Linked DNA regions of Homo sapiens: regions 1, 2, 3 and 5 are each linked to region 4. Evidence: chromatin contacts called from ENCODE Hi-C or POLR2A ChIA-PET data. All regions are on one chromosome and are shown on one strand. Each heading gives the region's core, a stretch centred on a gene start or an enhancer-like site at or near the end of the contact. The rest is flanking DNA. Distances are from core to core; before and after follow the strand shown.

Region 1 (5,314 bases), core at 42-2,541, 370 kb before region 4:
CTGAGAGAACACACCATTTGTCCTAGAACCTAGTATAATATATTGCAGATAGTAAATTTTGTTGAATATTTGTTGGATGCTTGACAGAAAGCTTAATGAATCAAATATTTCTTTGACCTGCCATTCAAACCTTTTTATTCCAGTCTTGACTCTGGGATAAATTATCTGTGTGCTCTTTAATAGATCTTTTCCTCTTCCTGGGTCCTTGGTTTCTCCATGTGAAAAATGAAGAGCAGCTTTGTCTACATGTTCTGAAGATCCTTTCAGCTCTGCCATTCTAGGATGCTGGAACACAGATGCATAGATGTAATGCTACTGAAATGTTTAAAGGGATAGGGTAGCAGGCAAGGAAAGAAATCTCATGATATTTCCTTGGACCTAAACCATAATTTCTCACTGGAGTAATGCTGCTTCTTCTCAGTTTCTCAGGATCTGGGTGACAGCTGTTCAACCTTTTCCAATAATCCTGTAGCAACTAAGAGAAGAAAACAAGGTAGGAGGGAGAGGATGAACAAGAGAGGGAGGGGAGGGGAGAAAATGAGGCAATAAACACAGAGATGATCAGAGAGAGGCAGGAACAGAGGGTCGTAGGGAGTCAGAGAGAGGCATAGAATGAAACGGAGGAGAGAGTCAGAGAGTGAAACACCGACATAGAATCACAGAGAATTCGAGAGACATAAACAAAGGAGGAACACGCACAGAAACACAGGCAAGGAAAAGGAAAAGGAGAGACAGAAAAACAGAGCTAAAATAAAATAGAAGCAAAAGAGAGCCACAGAAAGAATTAGAAATAGACACAGGCAAAGAAATTCAGAGATAGAGACAAACAGGAGAGAAAGTCTTCGGGGCTGATGACTAGACACAGGTGCAGAGATTTCCAGGGTGGAAAAGGACAAAAAGAGTTATTTGTATCACTTTTCCAAACAATCACCATTACTAGATTTTTCCCCTCTCAGGTAGCATGGGTTGGGAGGGAGCCTTGGGCCCCTCCTGTCTCTCTCCTCCTCTAATGCTCTGCGTATGCACAAAAGACAAAGTTATTTGAATCCTGAGTGTCATTAAATGCTCTCTTGCCTTCATTTACAACGTGCTAGAACATAATGTTCCTCGGGAGATTTCGTGTAGGAGAGAGTCCCCGCAGCCAAGAATAGCAGGGGCTGCCAGTCGTCCTCTTGAAACCATAGCGCAGCTCAGAGTGGGAGTACGTTCACACTTCAACTTCATGCGTTTGCAACTTCAGTTTAATAGGCCCAGCAGGGCCAGCACCAAACAAATCCACCCCTGGCCCAGAAGCAACCCCACCCCCGGCTGAGCTCCTAAGAAAGCACTTGCTTAAAATGTGATACCCGAAGCCTGGTGAAGACTCCACATACTACAGATGTTTGTTGATTCTTGGATTTCCTTCGGGGAGCCTATGAGCTCCTTGAGAACAGAGGGATTTATTTATTCATCTCAGCTTTTTTGAACTTCAGGCTCTCACAATTTGAATGGTACCTTCAGTCAATTGCCTCAAGTTGTGGCTCAGCATCCACATCAGTCCACGCATTGCCATGCTTCTCTTTGTTTGCTTTTTTAATCCCACATTTTTCACCAACATTTCTTTTCCCTTCGGTCACTCAGGCATCCATTTTCATTTCTGTTTCGTGCATGTCTTTTCCAAACCACCCTCCATACGTTGAATTTCAGACATGTGCCTCCAGGAACATGGGCTGTACTGCTCTGCATGTACCATCTCATTCTTACCTAAGTGACATTGCAGTCTGCCTTTCATGCTACCTTGTACTCATGGCATTTCTGTTTTAAAAGCATCTTGCATGGTGCTTGCCACTTAGTAAGTGCTCCACAAGTATTTTGAATAAAGTCATGAATTTCAACATCTATATATCACTCTTCTTTACAACAGTATATGACCACTGCATATGGTTTACACACAGGGCTTCAGTGCTTTCTACAAGTGGGAAGGCATAAATTCCCCTTTTTACTTTCCAAGCTTATTCAAAGAAGGCTTGAATCATCCTGGGAACTCCAAGGGTAAAGTGGAATGACCATTGGAATAGGAATCTGGAGATCTGAGTTGGTATTCTCAAGTCTACACATTTGTTACTTGAGAGATCTCGATTTCATTATTTCTAAAATATGGACAGCAAAATCTACCTTGCTAACTTCTCATGGTGGTCAAATGTGCTAAAAGGTGGAAAGGTTTTGGTAAATGGCAAGAACTTAACCCTCCACCCTTATATTAGGTTATTTATACTATCATTAACTTAGAGGTCAATAAAAATGTGTTCATGTTAGGCTCCATGGGGAATAGTGCCTGGCCGCATAGTAGAAATTTAATCTTTATTGAATGGAGAAATGATCTTGGTCCTCTTTGATAACTTTCTCTCATTTATTTTCTACATTCTAATACCTAGCTTCCTGCTATTCAGCTTTGTCTTCTTTTTCAAGCTAGACTCACGTCCTTGAGGTAGAAGACTGAAGAGTCACCATCTTTCTCATGACCTTCATTGCTCGATTGGATATGGGAGGTACTTCACCTCTGATTGCATGAATATCACTGTCTCTAGAATTCAAGTTCTTTGGGGGATTTTGACCACAATATCTTCCTTAATTCACACTCACATTTTTACATCAAATCAATGACCAAAAAAAAAAAAAAAATCTCTGTGCAACAGGTCATGAGAAAGGAAGAAATTGATATCAGAGTTGGCACCGGAGATTTAAAAGGCAATGCTCTGCTCTGAAGTCTTGGAGAGGTAGGAGAAGCAGGTGTTACAGGCCTAGCACCAAAAGGAAGGGATACAGTTGAAGCCACTTGACCAATCTCCGTCCCACCTAAATATTCCTTTCCAGTACTTTCGAACCCATGCCTGAGGTTCAGGGGTCAGTCCCTTACAATATCAAAGGAGATCAGCAATGCCCCACCTGTGGGGATGAAGAAGCTTTCTTTATATCTACAAAATTCCCAAGGAGAAGCAGCACTGTTTTTGTTTCCTCTGAACACTTCCCCTGAAATACCCTGCAAATAAAAACAGCTTTGAAATTCAGGCTCCGTTTAAGTTCAAATTTCCAAACCTTCGCTGTTAATCCTTTTTTAATTGACGTGGAATGTATCCTCAATTATTAACAGAAAGTGTACTTGTTGGAGTCTAATTAAATGCCCTAATCACATTCCTACCATTAAAAATGGTTTTAGGTTTTTGTTGTTTTTTTCTTTTAATGAGCTATTTACTCTGCTGATAACTATAGTGTGGCCAAAAGGGGAGATTCAAAAAGAGCTCCACATACTCAAAATGAAATAGCTTTGTTATTAATAAAAATAATAACCTCATGTACAGCAGGGGGTGGTAAGAAAGCCTAAATTTATGGCTGCTGTGTTGAATGCGCAAATGTCACTTCCTTAAAGAGGGAAAATTAGTTTTTAAGCCTGGTTTAGCAGCCAGAATCTCTGGCTGTCTGCATAATATTGGATTTTTCAAGGCTTCTATGATGCCCTGGGGTGGGCTGTTTTGCATGCAAATTGCAAATTATATAATGTTAAAGATGTTATTTAAGGAAAAAATGAAGACTGAGTTCTCATTCTTTTTTTATTCATTCTCCTTTCCAACCTTTCTTATCCTTCAACTTTATCTGACATTTATTGAGTACCTACTGTGTCTTAGGTGCTCTTATATCATTTGAAACTCATGACAATCTTTTGAAAGAAGTGGAGTTATATAATTTCAATGGATGAAGAAACTGAGGCTCAGAGAGTCTAAATGGTTTGGCTCAATGCTCAGCTACACCAGAGCTTCTGAAACTTGGGCACGTATTGGAATCCCCCAGAGGGCTAGTTGAAACAGAGATTGCCTAGCCCCACTCAGAGTTTATGATTCAATAAGTCTCTGAGTGAGGGCTGAATGTGTCTTTTCAACAAGTTCCCAGGTAGTGCTGATATGGCTTATCGGGGGCCACACGTTGCAAATCACTGCTCTACAACACACTACCTTTTCCTCGGACTTTTACGCCTTGGAGCTGGAAAAGTTTCCAAGAGGTCATTTGATCTGTGTCCCTGCTCTCAGATAAGATATTAATTATGCCTATTTTATAGATGACTCATTAGAGAATTGTTATGGGCAGCAAAGGGAGAAAATGTCCTGCCCAGAGTCAGCCAGGTTGTAAGTACTGGGCTACTCTCATTCATCATTAGGTTGACATTTAGCAGATAGGACACTTTTAAAGTATAAACTCATCTTGTAAGCTAATTTCTCACTCTACCTGCTGCCCTGTAGGCCAAGCCTCAATTGGAAGCAAGTTAGCTGGTTGGAGCCAGTCCCTTCCGGACACCAGGATCAATGCCCATCACTCACAATGGGGGTGAGAGGAGTGGAAGAGGAGGGTGTGGGAGGCAAGAAGCATCCCTCAGTCTAAGCCTAGGATTCAACTTTGCCAAGGCCTTTGTCCACTCAAGAGGAGGTTATTCAGGTGGCTCACAAAGTTACAGTGAGGGTCTGGGGCTGAAGGAAGCATTCATCATTTCGTTTTACCTTGTGTATTATACTCCCTGTCATACCCTATTTTAGTAATTTAGTAAGTTATTGTCTTCCTTTGTATTTTTGCACCTGCAAAAAGTTTAATTGAAAAAGAAAGGCTTAAGCGTTTCAACATACACATTTAAAATGAAATATGATTTCTATAAGTCTGTTGTCATATTTCTTCACTTTTTTAAATTAGAATGACCTTCACAAGAGTGGCCTCTCCACCTCTGAGAGACGCTGACCAGGGTACCCACGGCTGTATAGCAGCAAAACTGCAGGAAGCAGCATTTATCAAAGTATAAATGAGAGGAGAATTGCAGGGAAGTCCTGGATATGTGTTCAGGGCTGCACATCTCTGGGAAAGCCCCATTCTATTCTGGAGAAGTAGGAGGAGCAGAGCCTCCAGACAATGCCTGATTATGAAATCAGAGAAACCTCGATCTGCAGAGAAACCTCCAATCAGCCCCCATCCCAACCCCTATTCTTCTGAAACCTGTGCTCCACCCTGCACCAGGGTCTTTGCAGGAAAGGTTAGATCTGAGCATTTCATGCCCCTTGTCGGATCTTCCACAGGAACATCGCTCTAAAATAAAGCCCTCATCCCTGGGCATAGATCACAAGATTAGGCACACCATGGGCCAGAGCTGAGACCAGCTAATTCTAATTGTCACTGATTAATGGCACTGGTTTTGGTTGCATACCATCTCCAGGTTTTTATTTTAAAAAAAGCTGTGTATAAAATCCCAATCACGGAAAAATGACATTACCATGTAGGATTTTACATCCATTGTTTGGAT
Region 2 (5,569 bases), core at 1,795-4,294, 270 kb before region 4:
TTAGCGTTTATTAATGGTCATCATTATCATGAAGTAGCCAGAACCCTGCCTATTGTAACAGCTATCAGTTGTTGAATACTTACTCTGTGCTGTGTACCAGGCTCACTTTTTCTATGTCAGTTTTCTTACTTATACATCTTATAACAGCTGTTCAAGCAGATAGTGTCCTAGCTGGTGACTCTGAGAATAACTGGCTGCATTCCCTATCCCTGTGCTCAGCCTATGCATGGGAAATATTTGGGACTTGGTAAATACATTTTGGAATGATGTTGAATGAGTTCACAATTGACATAGTTGTCTAGGGACTGCCAAACCATGGACCGCTTCCCCTATCTAGCATAGAGTGTACTTGTTATGCTTAGAATTATGTCCCCTAAAGAGTTATGTTTGACCATTAACTCCCAGTACCTGTGAATGTGACCTTATTTGGAAATAGGGTTTTTGTAGATGTAATAAGGTAAGAGGAGATCATACTGGATTAGGGGCTACCCCTAATCTTATAAGAACCATAGCAGGTGTTCTCATAAGAAGGTGAACATTTAGACACAAATGAACAGAGGCACACGGAGAGAACTCCACATGGTGATGGAGGCAGAGACTGAAGTAGCACGTGCAGGAGCCAGGAGATGCCAAGGATAGGTGGCAACCACCAGAAGCCAGAAGGGAGGCACGGAGGGACCCTTCTTTAGAGTTTCTGGAGGAGCATGATCCTGCTGATCCTTTGATTTGGGGCTTCTGGCCTTCATAACTGTAACAGAGTACATTTCTGTTTTTTTAATCACTCAGTTTATGACAATTCGTTAAGGAATCTCTCAAAAATGAATACAGCACTTTATTCCTTTCTCGGCACAGCAAAATGAAATTTCAGGGCACCGACAGAGAGGGTTTAACACCCCTTATTCTCTTTCAAAAGAGCTGAAAAAGCACCCAGTTACTATTTATACTACTCCCAGTTCTCTGTCTGAAGATGAGACTTTTCAGTCATGCCAACAGTTCTGGGTTTCAGAACTTAAGGGCACACCATGGAGGGATTGCTGGTGAGTTTAGCTAAAGCTCTGCAGCCCCACAGGGTTTCTGTTCCAAGTAATAGAAGAGAGAAAAGAGAGGCAGAAATTATGAGTACACCTCAATTCCCTCATGTAGAACACTAAGCAGCAGCTTTCTCCCTAAATGTTTCTGTAAAAATATATATTTTAAAACATCATCAGTTGATCTCACGTGCTACCCAGGAGAAGGGAAAATCATGACGTGTAAGTGTTAGAGAGTTTCAACACCTCTCCTTCCCACCAAAAAGGGGACTGTTCTCAGGGGCTTGCCTTCTGAGGGCCCTGTCCCCCTAGACTAGGAGCCTCATGATAGAGGAACAGCCCCTTTTTGTCCTTAAAAAGATCTGGGGATGGGAAGGTTGGAGACAGAAAGGGTCCTCCCAGGATCTGAAAACCTAAAGATTGTCTGCTCCTTTCTCTTTCTACCAAAGTCTTTGAAGACACAGAGAGAAGCTTTCCCTGACTTTCCCATCAGATAATATTCATTGAGGGTTAAATCCTCCAAAAAAGCCCATTCATACACTGACCAGGTTTTAATCATGCCAGATGTGCTGCTCAAAACCACAAGCTTAAAAATGCTTTCAGTTTAACGGGACAGAATAAAATGAACAGAGTATTTTTCAAACCTGCCTAGTTCCAGGACAATTGCTGCCAATCAGCCTCACTCCTTGCAATCTCTTTGGATCCAGCATTGACCTTGGGTCTCTGAGTAACTATTTGCTGACTCTCTACACAGCCTGGTATGTATGTTTTCTTCCCAACAGGGCTACTTGAAAGCCCCCATTTGGCCCAAGTCCAAGTCCCCAAATTCCCTCTGATTAGCTCTTGGCCTTCACCCTACTAAGCATGAGATCTGCTGAGTAGAATGGCTGCTGTACCCATCCTGACTCTGGCAATGGGAGCTTCTGATTTTGCTGAAGAGAGGGAGAGGGTCTCAGGAGAGCAGTTTGGTTCTCCAAAGCTTCAACTTGGATGAAGTCTTCAAGCAATAGTCTTCAAGGAACTGCTCAGAAACAAAGTTCTCTTTCATTGCATCATTTAGATTTTAAGGACAATATGAGCCTCTAAGAGAATTGACTGGGCCAGACTCTAGAGAAATGTTTACATTATCTTGGCTAAACTGTTGGTGGTGGTTAGAAGAAGAAGGAATCAATAAATGAAAAGAGAGAAAAAAGGGGAAAATGACTGGATCTATAGGAGCAGCAGCTATTGCAAATCAGATTTGGAAAAGAGCAAGGAACTACATTTCTATCTTGGAAAAGGGACACTCAGATATCAGTAAGCAATCAGGTCGTGGCCAGTTCAAATATTCTGAAGTGTTCTGATAAGAATTTAATAAGGACCACCTCACACATGCACATGCATGCACACACACACACACACACACACAAACATACCTTTCCCTAACTGAAGCATGCAGTTAGGGAATCTCTGGAGTCCAGAAGATGAGTCAGCCTAAATGACTCAGCAAGGAGGAACCAGCACTGAGGTTGTTGGTGGAAACACAGCTGGAGCAAATGCAGATGGGACTGTGAAGACATTGTGTGAGGGCGAGTGAGGATGTGGCTGGAGTTCCTTAGTAGTGACCATCATCCTGTTACCATAACAATAACATAAACTTCCCAGGAGGAGCCTGAGGCAGGTCGTTTCTGAGCCCAAGTTAAGTTCATCTCCCAAATGGGTTGATAATGGCAACTTTCCTGCCTATTGACGGGACTCTTGGAAAGATTGTATGAGACAATGGTTGCTAAGGAACTTAGAAAAGTACCAATTTCAAACATGTGGAAAGGATTATAGCATTCTCATGACAAGTTCTCCACCACCTACTGAAGGCACAATGCCTGCTTATGGGAAGAAATGGGGCATCAAAAATTTGAGGTGTGGGCTGGGTGAATCAAGGTACTTGCAGAGTGAATCACTGCAAGCTCAGGTGACTTCGTTATGCAACGTCAGGTGAAAATGTATTTGGTGAAATCGGGTGGAATTTCCCTCGAACCTTGGGATTGTAAGCCAGAAGAGCACCCTGTGAAAGCTGAGTCACAGCGGGGTGAGTTAAAGAGCCCTCAAAGAAGAAATCAGAAGAATTGGATCTCATCCCCAGCATGGCAAAGCCTGTGCCTGTGCCATCAGCTCTCTCTGCTTCTGTTTTCTCACTTGTAAAATAAAAGTGTTGTCTCATAATCTTTTCTGCCGGTAATACTTTTTGAGTGTGTGTGTGCACACATGTATGCGTGCAAGGCCCTGCTTTATGCTGATGCAATGCTTTGAAAAACATCAGCTTCTCTTCTACAACATACACTCTGACATCCACTCAGCTCCCCAATCTCTGCAGCTCCAAAGTGTACTCAAAGAGTCAAGAAGTACAGAGACATCATCCTGATTTGCTAAGTCGGGGCAGGGCACCCCTTCCCCCAGACTCCACCTTTATGGGCTATATAAACTTGGGCAAGTTACTCTCTCTGGGCCTCATGTACTTTATTTGTAAAACAAAGATAGTAACTGTACCTAACTACAGACTTGGAATGAGAGTCCAATAAGATACTTCACACAAATCATTCAGCACAATGCGTGAGTCTTTAAAAAGACTAAAACAACATTCTCCCAGCAATAAATATTATCACAATGCTTATTATCAATCCTGCTATTACTGTCATAGTATTGTATATTCCTGTATCAAGATATATCCCTCCAAATTTCAGCTGTGTGTTTACTTAAATGGAGAAATCCATGAAGGCAAGGATTGGGCCTGTCCCATTCTTCACTTTATCCTCCATCCTCTGCTGAATACGTGGCTGGTGGCAGGTGCTCAATATTTGTCCTGTTAGATGAATGAAGGGTGTGAAGTAGAGGTTCTCAACCCTGGCTGCACATCAGAGTCGCCTGGATACATTTAAAATCCTGATGTCCACCCCCATCTCCAGAAATTCTAATTTAATTGATAAAGATTAGAACCCTGGCATTAACAGTTTTTAAAGGGTCCCCAGAGTCTCTAGTTGGCAGGAGGAGGTGAAGCTCACTTGTATAGAGTCTCAAAGATTAGTAACGCCATTGATTTCCAAACTTTTCCTTTTATAATAAAACCATTTTTTTTCCACAACAAAGTCTTAGATTGAAATCTACCTCATAAAAGAGAATGACGCAGCATCCTCTGGTAGAAGTGCTGGAGGTGGGCCCTGGGGCCCTCCATCCAATTGTGTGGGTCCAAGGTGGTCCACAAAGCCCACAAGCCCCTGGAGACACAACTTCCTAGGATTCGAACTGTCCTCTTCTGAGCTCTCAGCGGTATCTTCTCACTGCACTGCACTGCCAGCCTTGCTGACTCCTCACGTAACATGATGCTATCCTCACCCTGAAACTTGGACTAAGACATACCGCAACTGTTTTCCTTTTACAGCCAAATTCAGACACTCAGCTCCCAGTGAAAATCATTCCCAGGCCTTGTGGATTGAGGAGAGAAAAAAACCGCCTAAAATATATAAATAATTCAAGGCTGAGTTTATTCATGATGCTATGTTTTCTCCAGGCAGCAGTTTGTATAATCTCTCTTACACTGCCAGTTGGGCAGCCTCCGTAGCATTTATTACTGCAGACAACCCGTTAGAAGCTGTTTTGATTTACACATCTACATTCTATTACAGAGATAAGTTTAACAGCACACTGCAGTTTCTGCTGCTGACAATGTAGGAGGGGAAAGAAAAAGAAAAAAAAAGACAGTGGAGAAAAGAATAGGAAATTATTTCTGCCATTCCAGAGGACAGCAAGGAAAATGGGCCTGATATTTTAATGACACATTTAATTAGTTATCTGGAACACAGACACACACATACTACACTCACATACAACAACATATGTTTATTGCATCATTATGTCTTCATAAGAGAGCAAATGTTTATTGAACATCTACTAAGTGCCAACTTACTCTATTAGGTCAGAAGGATATATTGGTGAATAAACGAGACAGTTGTTTGTCTGCTTTGTTATTATTGTTTGCTACCACCAAACAATGTTTCCCCAACAACGCTTAGCCCAGCGTTGATACATGATAGATACTCGATGCCTGTTGAGTGAATGAGTGAATTCAAAATGATAAATAAAATGAAGCAATATTGCAACTGTTCAGTTATCTGTCTTCATGGCAATGCTATATAAGATGAACCACACAAAACCTCATGCAACAATAAGCCTTTATTGTTCATGCATCGAGGATGTTAAAGCCGGTTGGCTCTGCTCATCTGTGCTCATCAGCCAAATAGCTCAGAAATGGCTCACAGTCCACTGATCAGTTCAGGCTTCTGCTGGGTCCAGTGGGATGACTCAGCTCTGCTCCATGTGTTTCTCATCCTTCAGCAAGCTACAGCCAGCATGTTCTTATGGCCAGGATGGAGAGACAGAGAGTAAGTGTAATAGAAACACATGGGCCTCTTGAAGTCTAGACTTGGAACTAGGAAACCATGACTTCTTGAAGTGACTTGATAAAACAAATCACAGAGCCAGCCCAGATTCAAGACATGGGTAAAAGAGTC
Region 3 (5,410 bases), core at 1,422-3,921, 330 kb before region 4:
TCTATAACAATTAATCATATATGATTTGATAATCCCTCTTAAATTATTATTTGGAAGTGATAATTAAAATTTTATTTACATTTTGTCACTGTTGTTGTTCGGCCATCTCTAGAGGTCTATTTAATTGAACTCGTTTTAACCCCAGCCAAGAAAGCAAAAAGTCCTTTAAAAATCCCTGCCTTTCTATGTGTCATTTTCAGCAAGGAAGGGGTTACTGAGGATTCTGAGCACTTGCTGAAGCACAAGGCATCTGACCTCGTCAGGAGCCCTCGGGTTTTGCCAGCACTCTGCTTTTTTTCTGCACGCAGCCTTCAGTGGAAAAATACTGCCCAGACTCTGTGAATTATTAATCTCATCATGACATCAAATACCTACTAGATAAAAAGAACAAGTGGCCCTACAATAAGGATCTTAGGGAAAACCAGAAGCTGAAGATAGTTGGCCACAATCAGAATTTTTCTGCTACCCTCTGGGGTGGGAGACAATCTCATTCATTCTCAGCACTCCATACACAGAACTCTCAAGAGGCATCAGTTTAAAATGCTTCTGTTTGGAGGGGCTCAGGGAGCTGATAGAGAAGAAAAGCCTTTAAATTACTCTCAGCTTTCAGCTGATGATGCCACACTAACTTTAAATGAGTTTGTGTTTTGAGTTCATGAGAACTGGAGTACAAGAAGGAGTTCAAGGTCTTTCAGTTTTCTGTTTTCCCTTCATGGACCAGGCAAGGAATCTGGCTAGATCAAAATCTACTGGAGGGTAGGAAATTATTGACACATGGAAAATTCCAGGAGTAAAAGATCCATAGGAAATACATCTGTCATATTTCACATTACTTGGCAAGGCTTTGAACCAAATTTTTAGTAAGGCTAACCTCTGAGAGAATAGATTTAAGTCAGAGAGAGAAAATGACAGATAGGAAGATCATTGCTCAAGAGATTCGAGCTCTGGAGCTTTGAGCTTTCATTCAGAAAGCACTTACTGAACACAGTTGTGCTGCAGTATACACACATACCAACCAGTGAAAAACCATCTACCATTTCTGCAATACCCAGTATCTGTCAGGCACTCTGCCAGGTGGTTTATTCATCATATCTAATTTACCCTCACTACAACCAAAGGATATATAGTTTTATGCCCCTTTTGCTTTTTTTTTTTTTTTTGATGTTGATGGACACTGATAAAGTATGCATTTATTAAGGCCACAAGAGTTGAAATTCAAACCCAGATTTGTCTGGATTTCAATCCCCTAAGAAACATGTAATTGGCAGCAGAGCACAATGAGCAAACAGCTAATGCCAATGCAACACACATGTGGAAAGACAAAATCTGTAATAGCCGGAGAGTATCTGTAGCCAAAACATGCAGAAAAGTAACAGGGTGAAAACTGGCTTGTCCAGGACAGAAGGGTTTCTCAGGGTGCAAAAATGTTAATGCTAATACCAGGGCATTCCAGGACAAACTGGGACAGTTAGTCACCCCACAGGTAAATGAGGGGCAGCTCCTGAAAGAGAATTTGTGTGAAGGTGAGAAATTTGACCTTCATCCTAGGAAAAAAAAGATGACTGATCTGGACAGATGATTGTTCTAGAAAGGAGAAGATATTAGGGAGAGAACACTGGATGCTGAGCGAATCATGGATTAGTGAGAAGAGTGGCTAGGAGGCTTGGAATAGAGGAGAAAGACGAAAAAGTAGACTAATGAAGCCAAATAAATTATACATTTCCCAAGTGAAATCTAATCAAGACAGAAGTTTGTATTTTACACTGACTAAATAGACTAAAATATTTTAGCATATAATGTAGTATTTACCTCGTATAAGCTGAATCGTGTCAACAATAAAAATATGTTGAGGTCCTAGTCCCCAGTACCTCAGATGCGACCATTTTTGGAAATTGGGCTGTTGCAGATGTAATTAGTTAAGATGAGCTCATGCCTAGTGCCCTTATAAGATGGCATGTGAAGACAGAGACACATGGGGAGATCTCCGTGTCACAACAAGAGCAGAGACTGGAGTTAAGCAGCTGCAAACCCAGGAATGCCAACGATTGCCAGCAAACCACCGGAAGCTAGAAAGAGGCAAGGAAAAACTCTCCTACAAGTTTCAGAGGGAGCGTGGCCCTGCCAATGCCTTGATTTAGGACCTCTGGCCTTGAGTACTGTGAGACATTTCATTTTTGTTGTCTTAAGATGCCCACTTTATGGTACTTTGTTACAGCTGCCCTAGGAAACTAACGCACTAGCCAAACTCTATCCAAACATGGTTTTATCACAAAAAGACAGGATGGAGCTAGCAATAATAGGAACACTGCTGAGAAACCTCTAGGAAGTAGGCATCAAGCCGAGTGCTTTCTTAGGAGTTTATGGGTGGGCTGTCTCAATGGTCCTCTAATAACCCAGGTCATCAGTAAGAAACAGAGACTCAGAAAGAGGCTGCAGCTCGCCCACTGCTACCCAGCTAGGAAGTGGCGACCCAGGGCTTAGACTCATGTCTCTCTGACTTCAGAAACAGATTATTCATTTCTCCACCCTTGGATTTCCTAAAAGGAGAGGCAAGGCAGCCAAGGCAGAAGGCCAGATAAAACTGAAAAGCCTGGCAGAGCTCTGAGCAATTCACAAACATGAGAAAACACAACCTTGAGGGCTCTGGGGTTGGGGTGGTGAGAGGACAGCTGGAAGAAAGGCTTCTTACCCCACAGCTCTGAGTCACGCAAATGTGATCCGCATCCATATCAGCAGGACTTGCTTCTCATCTTCCCTTTGGGCTCTACAGCTCAGGGGGAGGCAAATATCAAGCAATGCTCAGGGAGAATTGAGAGTAAGGAAATCTTTTCAGAAGCCTCTAGGGCCTTTACTTTCCTAAAGTTAATTACTTTCTGGATGAACATCTGATTAGAAATATCATTTGCAAGCCCCACCTGCCGCGGATGTCTCCTGTTTTCAAAGTGGATATTCAAAGAATGTTAAAATCCTAATATATATCTTCATCTCCCATGGAAAACAGAACAGTGATTATTTTGAGCCTCGGGAAGTTGGGATCCAGTCAAGGAATTCATCATTACCCTTATGCAATCTAGGAGATGGGGAACAGATCGGGTGAGAAATCTCAAAGGAAAACATGCCGCCTGCAAAATTAGCCTGAGTCATTGCTCCAAGTGAGAGGCTGTGTTGAAATCAGGAATAATTCTTTAAATTTCAACCCATGACCCTGACAATGAGATTGTTGTCTTTGGAAATGAACCAGTATGTCTTTGTCTGTGTGTGGCAGATGCACTTGCTGAAATATTCATATACAGTGGAAAGGCATAGGGTCGGCAGCCAGAAAACGAGGTTTTGGTCTCTCCTGTGTGACTTACGTAAGTCACATTCCTTTCTCAGTCTCAGTTTCCTCATCAATGAAATAAACTTTTTTATTCTGATGTGATTACCTCTTCCTGGCTACTCCTTCTCTGTTCCTCCCTCCCTCATCCCATTTCTCTTCCTTCTAAACTTCCCACTTCCTATTGCCATGATAATGAAAGAGTATAAGTCGAGTTGATGCATGGGCTTGGAAAAGACACTGGAAGGGGCTTTGCAATGCTACGCAGAGCTCTAGGTGAGTAAATGAAGGAAAAGACAAGGAGGTTAAAATTGTGTTATTGCAAAATGTATTCATTCATTTATCCAGTCATTCATTTCACTAGAAACCCATTATGTATCTCAGTCAAGCACTAGACCTTAAGGCTAAGAGAGTAAGAGTAAAATATCATTCCTGGCCACTAGGAACACACAGTCCTAGTAATAAGAGAGAGAAATGAGTCGCTAAAAATAATTGGATGTTATATACAAGAAAACACTCAAGGTACAATTGAAGCAGGTATTAGAGGAACTTATCCAGTCATTTTATGTGGTAGAAAGCTTCCCAGAGGAAGTAAATCTGGGGAAGAGAGTAGGACAGAGAATACTCTAGAAAGAAGGAACCCAGGACATAGGCAGAAGTTCAGGTAGTTAAGTACATCTGCAATTCAAAGCTCTAAGACATGTGGCAGAAGCAGCAAACAGCGTCAAATGACAGAGAGACTCATGCGGGTTGTTTTTGTGTGTGTGTGTTTGTTTTCAGTTTTTTGAGACAGGTCTCACTGTGTCACTCAGGCTGGAGTGCAGTGGCACAAACATCGCTCACTGCAGCCTCAACCTCCTGGGCTCAAGGGATTCCCCCAGCCTCAGCCTCCAAAGTAGCTGGGACCACAGGCACATGACACCACACCTGACTAAATTTTTTCTTTTTTTAAGAGATGGGGTCTCACTATGCTGCCCAGGATGCTCTAAAACTTCTGGGCTTAATGAATCCTCCCTTCTCAGCCTCCAAAAGAGCTAGGAGGCATAAGCCACTGCACATGGCTCATAGACCTTGTTAAGGAAAACAATTGACTTATCAGTCATGGTCTGCATGAAGATGGCCATAACCTCTTTCCTGGTGCTGGCATATCTAACAGTGAGCCCATCACTCTCATATCCCCATGGCTGAAAGGCATCACTTGTAATAGTAACAAGAGCCATTGTGTGACGCTCCAGAGAACTTGAACCAAAGGTTAAAAACTACAGAAAAGCAGAAACTTTTAATAGCCAGTGCTATTCAATTGGAAGTAACAATAAATTCTCCATGAATGATTGTTCTGCCACTCTCTGGAAAGATAGAATAGTTAGGCAACCTAAGCTTAATTTGTATTCACGGTAAACCTTAATCTACATTCACTTTTCCTCCCAGTGGACATCAGTTGAGTCATCTATAAAAGAGCAAACAAGACCAAATTGGTATTATTTCTGAGTTTTCACCAAAAAAATTTTTTTCTTCTCCACTTACCCCACCATGGGTCTCTCTACTAGACAAATTATACTCATCAAGTAATAATTGTTTAACTTTATATTTGAGTTGTACAAACCAAACAGTGCTGTGATTTAACTAGATATTTCTGAATATTGAAAACAGCTGGAAGTCGACTATTTGGAGACTCAAGATTGGCAACATCCAGAGAAAATAATCTCCAAGGCCTCCTGCAGCAATGACAGTCTGTGACGTCAGAGATTAGAGAGACAAAAAAAGAAAAAAAAGAGTAATTGTAACCTTGAAAGATTTTGAAGACAGGCTCTGAGTAGAGAAAGCAAAGGTGAATGGAAATCTCAGGGAGAAGAAAAAGCCTTTCGAAGGGAGGTAGTCGAGAACAGTCTGGAATTAAAGGGATGCACAGAATAAAGTGGGTGAAGCTTGGGATGCATGAATGTGCAGGTCTGCCTTAGAAATAGACTTTGATTACGGACATGTGCTTTAGCACTCTCGGACTCCTTTCGTTTTCTGTATATTCAACGAATGACCCTCAGCTTTAAAGCACTGTTGCAACAATTAAGTGAAATATTTTATGTAAAGCTATTAACT
Region 4 (5,171 bases), core at 415-2,914:
TGCTGGAAGCTCCAAGTCTCCCAGATTTGGGATATGAGAGAGTAACAACATGAATCTAGAAAATGTGGTGCCTTTCGTGCATAGATTTGAATTAGAGAATTCTTGGTCAGTTTTGCATATGAAGTTGGGGAGAAGGCGTGGGCGGCGCAAAGAAAAACAGAGAAACACCTCCCCCTGCTGCCTGGATGGCGAATAGCAGCAAAGATGCAAAAAAAAAAAAAAAAATTCCATGGTCATATAAAAACCCTCAGCCTATTCCGAGGGTTTGCAAAGGATTCACTATGTGCAGGCAGCTGAATTTTATGGAATGCATTTTCCTATCCTAAGTTACCTTCAAAGGTCATAAAAAATGATCTTAGGACATTATTACAATGATGATGCTTTCCACTGGGCATGTTGTTATTTGTTTCTTGAACAGGAAATATATTAGCGTAACTTTTAAATTAAAATGATATAAAAGTTATAATTGAAAAGTCTTGTTTCTGACTGCCTTACGTATACCTAGCTACTTTTATTAGCTTTTCATATAAATATAAGTAAATGTGACTAATGTAGTCTTCTTTTTTTCCTTCTTACACAATAATTAGCTGTTTGACACTCTTCCGGATATTGTTTTTGTCACTTAACAACATAACTTGGTGATCCTCCCAGAGCCGAAAAGCTCTCCCAGATATGTTTCAGGGCAGCGTAACCTTCCTTGTTCTTCCTTCACTGAGCATGTTATATGTGGAAAGAACACATCCCCACTTGGGGAAACCAGATAAATTGTTTAAATTATTGCAAATGTGAATGATTTTAATGTAGAAATAACCTTTTTCATTCCACATTAATCACAAATACTGTTCACAACCCTTCGTAATAAACTTGTCTCCTGCTTATTTTTTTTTTTCTGGTATTCCTTGTGATTAGAATCTCTCGCCTTGGTATCCGCTGTGTTCAAGAGCAGAACAGAGCTTTGAACTTTACAGGCTAGTGCTCAGAATTAAAAGTGCTTAATGCCACCAAGATTTCTATTAAAAAACCCAGGGTAAAGGAAAAAGCCTTTTGCTTCAGCTGAAATGTTCTTGTAAAGGGCAAAATGGAAAATACAAACACCACTGCCGTTTGCTGGTTGGATACCACAGCCATCGGCACCTCCTGGAAATGGCAAGCCCATGAGTTCCTGATGGAAGCCAAGGTTAGTCTTATTGCATTTGAGAGAGTTAGAAAAGTGTCTTTCAGTGTGGACAGAGAGCCAGCAAGATTGTGAAGGTCAAAGAAAAATCCAATTATCCATAGCAAACACTGACCATACAATTAAATTACACCAGTCAGGAAAGCATCTGATCTTCTGCAACGGACTTCTTCCAGCAAATTTACCCTTGAATCAGTCTGGGCCATTCATTGGCAGCCAGCTGATCAGTTTCCTTCTGCTGCCCTGCATCCTGCAACATGTCTGTAGCAGATGTATCACTGCCCACCTACATCCCCTTGGCCCACCCCAGAGGTCACCTGCAGCTGCAGTGGTCAACTCCCAAGCACGCAGACATCTCAGCATCAAGAACCTGCTTCTCTCTGCCCAAGGGCTTTTTCTGGCCATAGAAGTATCCCCTGCACAGTCCAGATATGCAGGCTGGACAGAAGTTCCAGGGAGCTACCATTCCCAAGAGCAAGCCTCAAGCAATGCCTGGGAGATAAACACCCAGCTCCCTTGCTTGCCCCTTGCCTTGCTGGGGCAATGCCAAAGTGTGTGGTGCCCATACTCTCAGAGGGACACCAGTGCGACTGAGCCCCAGGTGGGACCTACTCATTAACATGCTGTTTATTGGCTTTTCTCTCTTCCCTACTGTCTCATCATTTTTCTGGGATTGACTCCTGTGAGAGCCTTGATCCAGTCAAGAGACAGAAACTACACAGTAAGTTCAACAGGACAAGTGTAACACAGAGTCATTAACTACAATGAAGAGTATAGATATAAGGAAACTCTACAAAGCAACCTAGAGCTACGAGGGAGAACTTAGGAAAAGACGAACTTGAGAAGGATTCAGACCTCTTGGGAAACGGTGAGGTTCAGCCCACGAGACAGCAGAGAAGTTAGCTGCTTTGGCTAGGCTGGAGCCGGCCTGGAATTGCTGGGAACCTCCAGGTGCAGCCAGCCTCCGTTGTGCACGCAGGGGGCGCCAATCAGCAACTGATGGTGAGGGATGGAGCCCGGGAGCTGGCGGGGGCTGCAGGAGGCTGCAGAAGGAGCGGAGCGGCTACTCAACGCCTGACCCTGCCAGCTAAGTGCAGCTGCACACAGGCCGAGCAGAAGCTTGCAAAGGGAGGCTGAGTCCCGGACCCAAGTGTAGCAAGCAGGGAAAGGGAGGGTAGGGCACCGGTAAGGGCAGGAGCCCTTCGGAGGCTCACTCTGTGCTGGGGAGCTCTGCTTTCCATGTCAAGAAGCCTGCACAAAAATTATCACCAAGCCGGGGCTGCAAAGTCACAGAAGGACCAGTTCCACCCGCTGTCCTCGTCCACCCACACTACTGAGCCGCGGTCCCCGCACAACCGGCGGAAACCCTCCTCCAGCTGCGGTGTCCTCCGGCGCCCTCTACTGAGGAAGCCTAGCATCGCGCGCACTTAAAGGAGACGGGCTCAAAGGCACGCCTTCGTTAGTCCCAGAGCATAAATTAATAAAGGGTCCATTCAGAGCTGAGAGGCACAAAAAAAAATTTTTTAAAAAGATAAATACACCTCCAAAGTCCCACTTGCACTCAAACCCTTGTCTCAGGATCTGCTTTTGAAAGAACCCAAATCACGACAATGTCAGACAGAGATGTGATTTTTGTTGACAAAAAGAGTCAGACTCTAAAATATTTAAAGAGATTTATTCTGAGCCAAATATGAGTCACTAATGGCCCATGACATAACCTTCAGGAGATCCTGAGAACATGACCCCAAGGTGATTGGGGCGTCACCTAGATGTATACATTTTAGGGAGACGTGAGACTTCAATTAAATACATTTAAGACATACATTGTTTCAGTCCAGAAAAGGGAAAGTGGGGAGGTCTGCTTCCAGTTGTAGGTAGATTTAAAATTTGTCTGATTTGTCAATTGGTTGAAAGAGTTACTATCTCTAGAAAGAAATGTCTCGGTTACAATAAGAAGTTGTGGAAACCAAGGTTTTATCACGCAGATGAAGCCTCCAGGTAGCAGGCTTCAGAGAGAATAGAATGTAAATGTTTCTTATCAGACTTAAGGTCTGTGTTGATGTTAAATGCTGGCCACGTTTCCTGAATTCCTAAAGAGAGTAGGGTATAACGAGACATGTCTGACACCCCTTCCCGTCATGGCCTGAACCAGTTTTTCAGGTTAACTTTGGAGTGCCCTGGCCAAGAAGGGGTCCATTCAGATGCTTGGAGGGGCTCTAGAATTTTATTTTTTGTTAATATTTTAATCTTGGCTCTGTATGACCTCAAGAAAGGGTTTTATCAGCTTAGAGTCTCCACTTTCTCATCTGCAAGATGGAGGTGATAATAAACAGTCCACCTCACAGGGACTATTCTTGAGAGAATGAAACAAAATAGACCACCTGCTATGCACTTGGTACAAAATAAGTGCTCAAAATAAGTGCTCAATATCACCTCCCTTCCTCCTTTTCAAACCAAATCAAAGCCCCAAAGTTTCTTCTTCCTTTCTTTAAGTAAGAGTCAAGGTATGAGAATGCTCCAAGCTACTCTGCTCAAGACATTTTTCCCTTAAATTTGGCCCAGGCCATCTTGGAGGAAAATGGAGAGATTAGAAGGAGGCCTTGACCTGAAAAGGAATGATTTGAAGTATTGGAAACAAATGATAAACAAGTATTTCTCTACAGAGGAAAAAGTTCCAGTATAGAAGTTCTCTAGGATATGACAATTTCTGTTGGCACTTAAATGAATGAGCTTTAAAGGGAGGAATAGCAGTGTGATAATTGCTACCATTAATTAAGAGTTCACTATGTGCCAAGAATTCAAAGTCATAACCTCTCTTAGTCCTCATAACAATTCTTTAAGGTAAATGCTATTTTTAATCTCATTTATGCAAATGATGAAACAGAGGCTCGAAAAGATGAAGCAGTTTTCCCAAGGTCAGAGCCAGGATTTGATCCCAAGCCTACTTGACTCTAATCCTTGGCTTCAATTGCTATGGTGGATACAACTGGGATTTAGCCTAAGAAGTCAGAAGTCTGCGGTCCTGGTCCAGTCTTTATGTTTAAATCCCTATGTTTTCCAGAGAGTAATTCTTCCCTCCCCAAAGGGATGATTCCTTCAACTGTAAAATGAGAGAGCTGAGTTAGAATCAGGGTTTTTGTAGGGGTGGCACCACACCCAAGGATATTTTGGAAAAGTGTGGGGATAGTTGGTGCTATGATGAGAGGGCACTCAATGGTATTTCATGGTTGAGGACCAAGGTGAGTAAATGCCCTACATGTCCCAGAAAATATCTGTGTAGTTGAAAAAGTTATGTGAATGTAGAACCTTGCTCCATTTTACATCTAAAAACAAAACATTCTTATACCATTTTAATATCCAATGAATTTTCCAGAGTCAATTGAAGAAAGATTGTACTTTATTTTATGATAAATTTTACCAGGAGTTGGTCACTATTTGGTAAATCATATCACCAACAACAGTGCAAAACATGATATGCATTAGCAGAACATCGCCTCTCACTTTGCATTTGTACTGATTATCGATATAGTCACAAATGTCTGTGTATTTCATGAGGCCTTTGAGTGTAGTATTCCCCAGTTATTTGTATATTGAAACACTCATTACCTTATTATAAATTATTTTCTTTAGAGTTTTCTTTTGTAGAATGGTTAGGATACCATATTGATTAAAAATAAAATACATGTGTAAACAGGTTGTATTATCTGTGAACTTCACTTCAAGATATTTAAGGAGGTATTAAAAGATACTTGTTTCAAAAGAGGAATTCTGGGTGCAAGGAGGAATTCTGGGTGCAAGGAGAAAGGTTCTAACTTCTCTATTCACTGAAACAAAAGTCCTAATACAAAGCCAAGAATCAGGATGCCCAAGATACAGATATATTAATTTAATCAAGAATGACTTATTAGCACTGACTTTGAGCCAGGTACTGCTGTGGATTCTGGGGACACAGCAGAGAATAAGACGACCTGAGTCTCTGACCTTGTGAAGCATTCCC
Region 5 (5,246 bases), core at 252-2,751, 310 kb before region 4:
CATCCTCCATCTCCCGGGTTCAAGCAATTCTCCTGCCTCAGCCTCCTGAACAGCTGTGATTACAGGCACCTGCCACCATGCCTGGCTAATTTTTGTATTTTTACTAGAGACAGAGTTTCACCTTGTTGGCCAGGCTGGTCTCGAACTCCTGGCCTCAAGTGATCCACCTGCCTTGGCCTCCCAAAGTGCTGGGATTACAGGCATGAGTCACCATGCCTAGTTTATCTTAGCATGACTTGAAGTTGTCACTTCACTGAGAAGATCTTAGGTTCCCCTTTACAGCTCCAAGCTCTGTGTCAGGTGCAGAGTAAAGCTCATGTCTGTTCATTGATTGATTGATGGTTATTAGAACACAAAAGAGAAAATAATTCTCCAAGGACTGCCCTTTTTGGTCACTTTTACATGGGCTTGGGCAGATGTCACCCTTAGTAGTTGGCAGCATGATAGAGCAAAAAGAATTGGAAACTGGGAATAAGAAATGTCTCATCTAACTGATTTAGATGAATCATTCATTTAAATTTGGTGAATTTAGGCATCAAGTTGTGTGGCAAATTGCTCACCCTTCTGAGTCTCCATTTCCTTGTCTATAAAATTAGGGTCTTTGCATTGATGTCTAAACTCCCTTCTATTTTAAACATACTCTTAATTGTATGACTCAATTGTACTTTCAGCTCTGTATTTAAGAGATTAAAGCAGAAAAAACTCTCCCTTCCCCTCCCACTGCCTCTGGCCTGCAGAAGTGTCCAGCAAGCATTTTCCTTTTTGCAGGCATATGGAGGATCCAGCAGGCTGTTGAACCATGATATCAAATGCCAGTCAGAGGATCCCCCACTGGGTTTTTAAATCAACATGGAATGGTTCTGACCCAGTGTGAGAGCAGCTGAAATTGACAATCCAAGGGTATCTGTGGGAGGTAGCCCAAGGAGCACTCTTGATAACCAAAAGGAACAAACATGTTCCTTTCATCAAACTATCAAAAACAAATCTAAGCCATGGGTTGTTTTTGGAGGAACACCATCCCTCTCTCCTTATTCATCCCCGCATTCCACAGTTCTTCCCTCCCTGGCTCAGCAGCTTGCCACAGGGGGAGTAAGCCGCCGTGGGTTATGAGCTGTCAGGCTCCGCATTTAAATATTACTCACCCAGCTCAGTTGAAGGTACAGGTCAGCCAATAGTATTAAGTTAACTACATTGGGAAATACATTATCTTTTGGGTCACAGGGGTACAATTCAATGAACAGCAACAGGATTTCCTGGTTGATAAATGGTTCCACAAGAGGTTATAGCTTGCCTGCCCTAGAAATAATAGCAATAATCCCCTACATTCATATTCCACTCTAGAGTCTATAGAGGATTTTCACATCCATTATCTCTTAGGACTTTCTCGAGGGAGTCAGCCCAGCTCAGGAGAGAGGGCAGAGCACAGACATCAGCTCTCATGCCTGCTTCCCGGTACACCATGCTATGACTGGGAAGTTCTGTTGCCTCTTGGCGCCTCAGTTCACGAACTATAATCAGGAAATACCAATAATATCTGCCTTGTAGAGGAACCAAGGAGATCAAATGAGGTGATGTTTGTGCATATTAAAAAAATGATGTCATGGAAAAGAATCTATTAGAAGTGCTCTATAGAAGCAAAATTAAAAATCATAAAAATAAGCTTTAATTTATCTGCTAAAACCTTATAAAACTACAAAACCAGTAGAGCTAAAAATCACTTAAAGATATTTCTCTTTTTTTTATTTTGTTTGGCATTCATTTATTGGGTACCTTTGCACAATACCTGTTAAAGCTAATCTCTGCCATCTAGGAACTTGGGACATTAAGATACATATAGATGTAACTACAGCTATGACTTAAGATAGAGACTAGAAATCAGGAAGCAAGGTCAGTCTAGTAAAAGTTACAATGACTGCAACTTATATGATGCCATTAAAGGAATCCTGAGGAATGAAATTATGCTGGACTGCGGCACTGATACAAAAGAGCTATCAATTATCAATGTCCCATAAATACCTATCAATTATCAATGTCCCATTATATGGCAGCTACTAGAAGTACCTCTCTAATCCTGGCCATCACCCTAAAAGATATTATTATCACCGTCATCCCCATATTACAGAAGAGATAATTGAGACTAAGGAAAGTTAACTATCATGTCAGCATATAAAACATCTGAGCCTGGGCTCACAACGTTATCTGTCTGAAGCCAGCGCCTTTGTCTCCTGCCCTGCACTATGCAATTTGCTTTCTTAGAAATCAGAGAAGATGAAACCCCTGATATAAGTTTTTTTAATTTTTTTGTTGGGCCCTGAAAGACTCAGAGAAACAGATTATGAAGTAAGCCATTTCAGGAGGAGGTCACAGCATGAATAAAATGAATAAATTATGAAAAAATATCTTTGGAGATATTGAGGTGTCCAGTGTGCCTAAAGAGGTGTTTGGCAATGGGCTATTCATTACTAGAAATTCTAACCACCTTTTGAGCTCAGATCTCCTAAAGACCAAGTGAACAGATGACTTCCAATGATTCCTTCCTCAAAAAATGCCCAGGCCCTTGCCTCTGTAACCCTCCCTGTAATCATTACAATCACTCTGTTGCTTCCGCTTGTCCCCATCTGCTCCAGACCAATCCCCAGTGCAAGTTCCATATTTACAATAAGTACTTGATTGTTTACTAAATGGTGAATGACACTGTCCTATGCTACACTAGCCTGCTGGTTTGGTTTGATTTCCATCTCCACTTCTAGGGTAGAAATAGGAAGCTCAAATGCCAATATTGGCAGACCGCCGCCACCATGACATCCCACTGAAAATATCAAATGGAGTTTTGTGCTTCCAAGCTAACATATACTGGGGACAAGCTGATTTTTCCTTTTTTTTTTTTTCTTGACATTGACATTTCTTTCTTTTTTTATGTTGACACTGATTCCCAAAAGATAACTTAGTATGTAACATCCATGCTTGATAGGGTGCAATTATGGAACATTCAACAGAGAAGGACAAATGAGGTAATGCATGACAAGGACAAGTGGGACAGGGGCTCCAACAAATAGTAGATATAGTTGGTCCTTGAACAACATGGAGGTTAGGGGCACTGACTCCAAAACCCTGCACAGTCCAGCATCCACATGCAAATTTTGTCTCCCCAAAGACTTAAATACTAATAGCCTTCTATTAACCAGAAGCCTTGTCAATAACATAAACAGTCCATTAACACATATTTTGTATGTTATATGTATTAATATACTGTATCCTTATAATAAAGTAAACTAGAGAAAAGAAAATATTATTAAGAAAATCATAAAGAAAAAATGTTTACTATTTACTAAGTGGAAGTGGATCATCATAAAGGTCTTCATCCTCATCGTCTCCATGTTGAGTAGGCTGAAAAGGAGGAAGAGGAGGGGTTGGTCTTTGCTGTCTCGGGGTGGCAGAGGCAGAAGAAAATCTGCCTATACCTGGACCCACACAGCTCAAATCTCTGTTGCTCAAGGGTCAATTGTATAGGCAATACCTATACCTCCTTTTCTACTCCAAAAAAAAAAAAAAAAAAAAAAAGCCCTATCAATAAGAGGAGTCAATGGCATCCATTTTTATCAGTTTAGAGTATCCTGGCTATAAAACAGGTGAAATAGACTCTGCCTAACTTAACGGAAACATTCCTGGAGTTCAGAAAATTAAAGAAAGATTTGGATAACCAGGCTTTGGACAATACATGAACCAGAGATACTCTGAGCATTGGTTCATTCATTTGCTTGTCCATTCCACAAGTATTTTTGAGTGCCTGCATTACCTGGAATTGCTCTAGGTACTAAAAATGTACCACATCCAGTGGTGATGGATGTGGTTGCAAAAACTAATGAGCACATTTTCAGGACATAACTGCTGTATGCTCAAATTCCAGTGCCTGCCATCACTGTAAGGCTCTGCTCAAGTTTCCGTTCTCATGAAAGAGTCTGAACAAACTAACCTGGATCAGTGCCTACTTCCTTGGCTAGTGTTGGAAGGGCCAGGCGGAGTTCTTGCAGAGAAACTGGATGAACACTCCCACCATGAACACATCCAGAAACAATGAGGAAAGGGTACTTAACCAGAGGAAAATTGTGATGCTTTTACCAAAAAAAAAAGGGGGGGAAAGGGATGCTGAGAAAATAAAAACAATTCTTGTCTACTCTTCTGAGAAGATAGCATAAGATCAGACATGTGAAGATGTTGGCATAGTCCCTAGCACAAAGTAAGCGCTTGATGAATAAACAACAAAAATGATTAAAAATTCATCTACTATGTGATGAGACATCAGAGCATGTGAAGTAATTAATTAGGCTATTGACTATGGCTTTACCTACAAATATATAGTCAACATGTCAGCACTAAGATGTCAGCTTTAAATTATTTATGAAATTTGGAAAAGCATTAATAAAAGTATCTGAAGTGAGGAAAGTGTTGGTCCTGCTTTCCTGGTGCTGGTCAGACTTCAATTTGATTGAACATATAATTAAGCACATATTATATATCAAATCCTTGGAGCAGTGTACACAGATTTTAAGAGGACTCAGCAAACAGGGAACTATGACCACAGCCTGGGTGACAGAGAGAGAGACTGTATCTCAGAAAAAAAAGAGAGAGAGAGAAAATGGATAGTGGTAATAGTTGTACAACATTGTGAATATCCTTAATGCTACTGAATTGTACATTTAAAAATGATTAAAATGGTAAATATTACATATATTTTACAATTAAAAAAATCAAAGAAAAAAAGTAAAAACAATCTGAAAACTATGACATATGTGAAATGGTTGAAAAGATGAGAGCATTTGGCCTGAGGTCATGGTACTTAATATGCATGTCTAATTATATGCAATTCTAGTTGAGGAAGAGCCTTCCTCCTGGAAAGGAGAGAAAGTTTCAGGCCAATATCTTGTGACTTGTGAAAGCAAAGATTTGAAGCAAGGGCAGGAAAGTAACTTAGGTATGGCAAGGACAAAGGTGTATGCATGCACACTCTGGTGCCTGGTGTACATGTGTGAGCAAAACAAAATCTCTAGAATGCTTGCCATTGCTGCTTGCAATATCCACCACACCTTTGATTTATCCCAAAAGTACTGTAAATGAAGCTCAAATGAGTTCTAGTTTTAAATGGCTATTCAAAGAAGGAAACTTTTGAGAAGTGGGAAAAAAAATCTGAAATAAATATCATAAAATGGAGGTTCAAACCCTCCTTCTGTCACTTGGCCAATTGTGTA

What was found. A loop is a pair of places that touch in the nucleus more often than their neighbours do. ChIA-PET counts read pairs that join two places held with the same protein, here RNA polymerase II (POLR2A). Pooled maps may share reads with other maps.
Region 1: a map of Caco-2 shows a loop between it and region 4 (2.7-fold over the local background). The contact joins the enhancer-like site here to the promoter of LINC01182 in region 4. A Hi-C loop is called at or near these places in 1 of 168 maps with a recorded cell type or tissue (Caco-2) and 3 of 50 pooled maps. POLR2A ChIA-PET finds 5 or more read pairs at or near these places in 1 of 52 experiments (activated CD4-positive, alpha-beta T cell).
Region 2: a loop to region 4 is called in a map of mammary epithelial cell, with 16 times the contacts of the local background. The contact joins the enhancer-like site here to the promoter of LINC01182 in region 4. A Hi-C loop is called at or near these places in 4 of 168 maps with a recorded cell type or tissue (IMR-90, MCF 10A, OCI-LY7 and 1 more), 1 of 37 single-sample maps with no recorded cell type and 10 of 50 pooled maps. POLR2A ChIA-PET finds 5 or more read pairs at or near these places in 2 of 52 experiments (BJ and WTC11).
Region 3: a loop to region 4 is called in a map of mammary epithelial cell, with 6 times the contacts of the local background. The contact joins the enhancer-like site here to the promoter of LINC01182 in region 4. A Hi-C loop is called at or near these places in 8 of 168 maps with a recorded cell type or tissue (Calu3, HCT116, IMR-90 and 5 more), 2 of 37 single-sample maps with no recorded cell type and 15 of 50 pooled maps. POLR2A ChIA-PET finds 5 or more read pairs at or near these places in 3 of 52 experiments (AG04449, MCF 10A and PC-9).
Region 5: a loop to region 4 is called in a map of PC-3, with 8 times the contacts of the local background. The contact joins the enhancer-like site here to the promoter of LINC01182 in region 4. A Hi-C loop is called at or near these places in 7 of 168 maps with a recorded cell type or tissue (HCT116, MCF 10A, PC-3 and 4 more) and 4 of 50 pooled maps. POLR2A ChIA-PET finds 5 or more read pairs at or near these places in 1 of 52 experiments (PC-9).

The regions. Positions count from the first base shown.
Region 1 is chr4:14,024,913-14,030,226 of GRCh38, reverse strand. No RefSeq gene overlaps it. Among named protein-coding and RNA genes, the nearest start is that of LINC01085, 84 kb to the left of the region's middle. Within about 2 kb of position 1,291, at least 2 of the 41 ENCODE cell types and tissues checked have a DNase peak (open chromatin) inside an H3K27ac peak, as active enhancers do.
Region 2 is chr4:13,918,091-13,923,659 of GRCh38, reverse strand. The region is part of intron 3 of LINC01182 (long intergenic non-protein coding RNA 1182); the gene reads right to left. All of the region lies in intron 3 of LOC107986182 (a long non-coding RNA gene), which reads right to left. Among named protein-coding and RNA genes, the nearest start is that of LINC01085, 190 kb to the left of the region's middle. Within about 2 kb of position 3,044, at least 5 of the 41 ENCODE cell types and tissues checked have a DNase peak (open chromatin) inside an H3K27ac peak, as active enhancers do; they include IMR-90 and mammary epithelial cell, where a contact is called at or near this core.
Region 3 is chr4:13,986,337-13,991,746 of GRCh38, reverse strand. No RefSeq gene overlaps it. Among named protein-coding and RNA genes, the nearest start is that of LINC01085, 120 kb to the left of the region's middle. Within about 2 kb of position 2,671, at least 7 of the 41 ENCODE cell types and tissues checked have a DNase peak (open chromatin) inside an H3K27ac peak, as active enhancers do; they include IMR-90, PC-9 and mammary epithelial cell, where a contact is called at or near this core.
Region 4 is chr4:13,651,672-13,656,842 of GRCh38, reverse strand. LINC01182 (long intergenic non-protein coding RNA 1182) reads right to left here and starts at 1,664. Exons shown (of 4, transcript NR_121681.1): 1 at 1,492-1,664. RefSeq lists an enhancer at 2,090-2,139.
Region 5 is chr4:13,962,531-13,967,776 of GRCh38, reverse strand. No RefSeq gene overlaps it. Among named protein-coding and RNA genes, the nearest start is that of LINC01085, 150 kb to the left of the region's middle. Within about 2 kb of position 1,501, at least 2 of the 41 ENCODE cell types and tissues checked have a DNase peak (open chromatin) inside an H3K27ac peak, as active enhancers do; they include PC-3, where a contact is called at or near this core.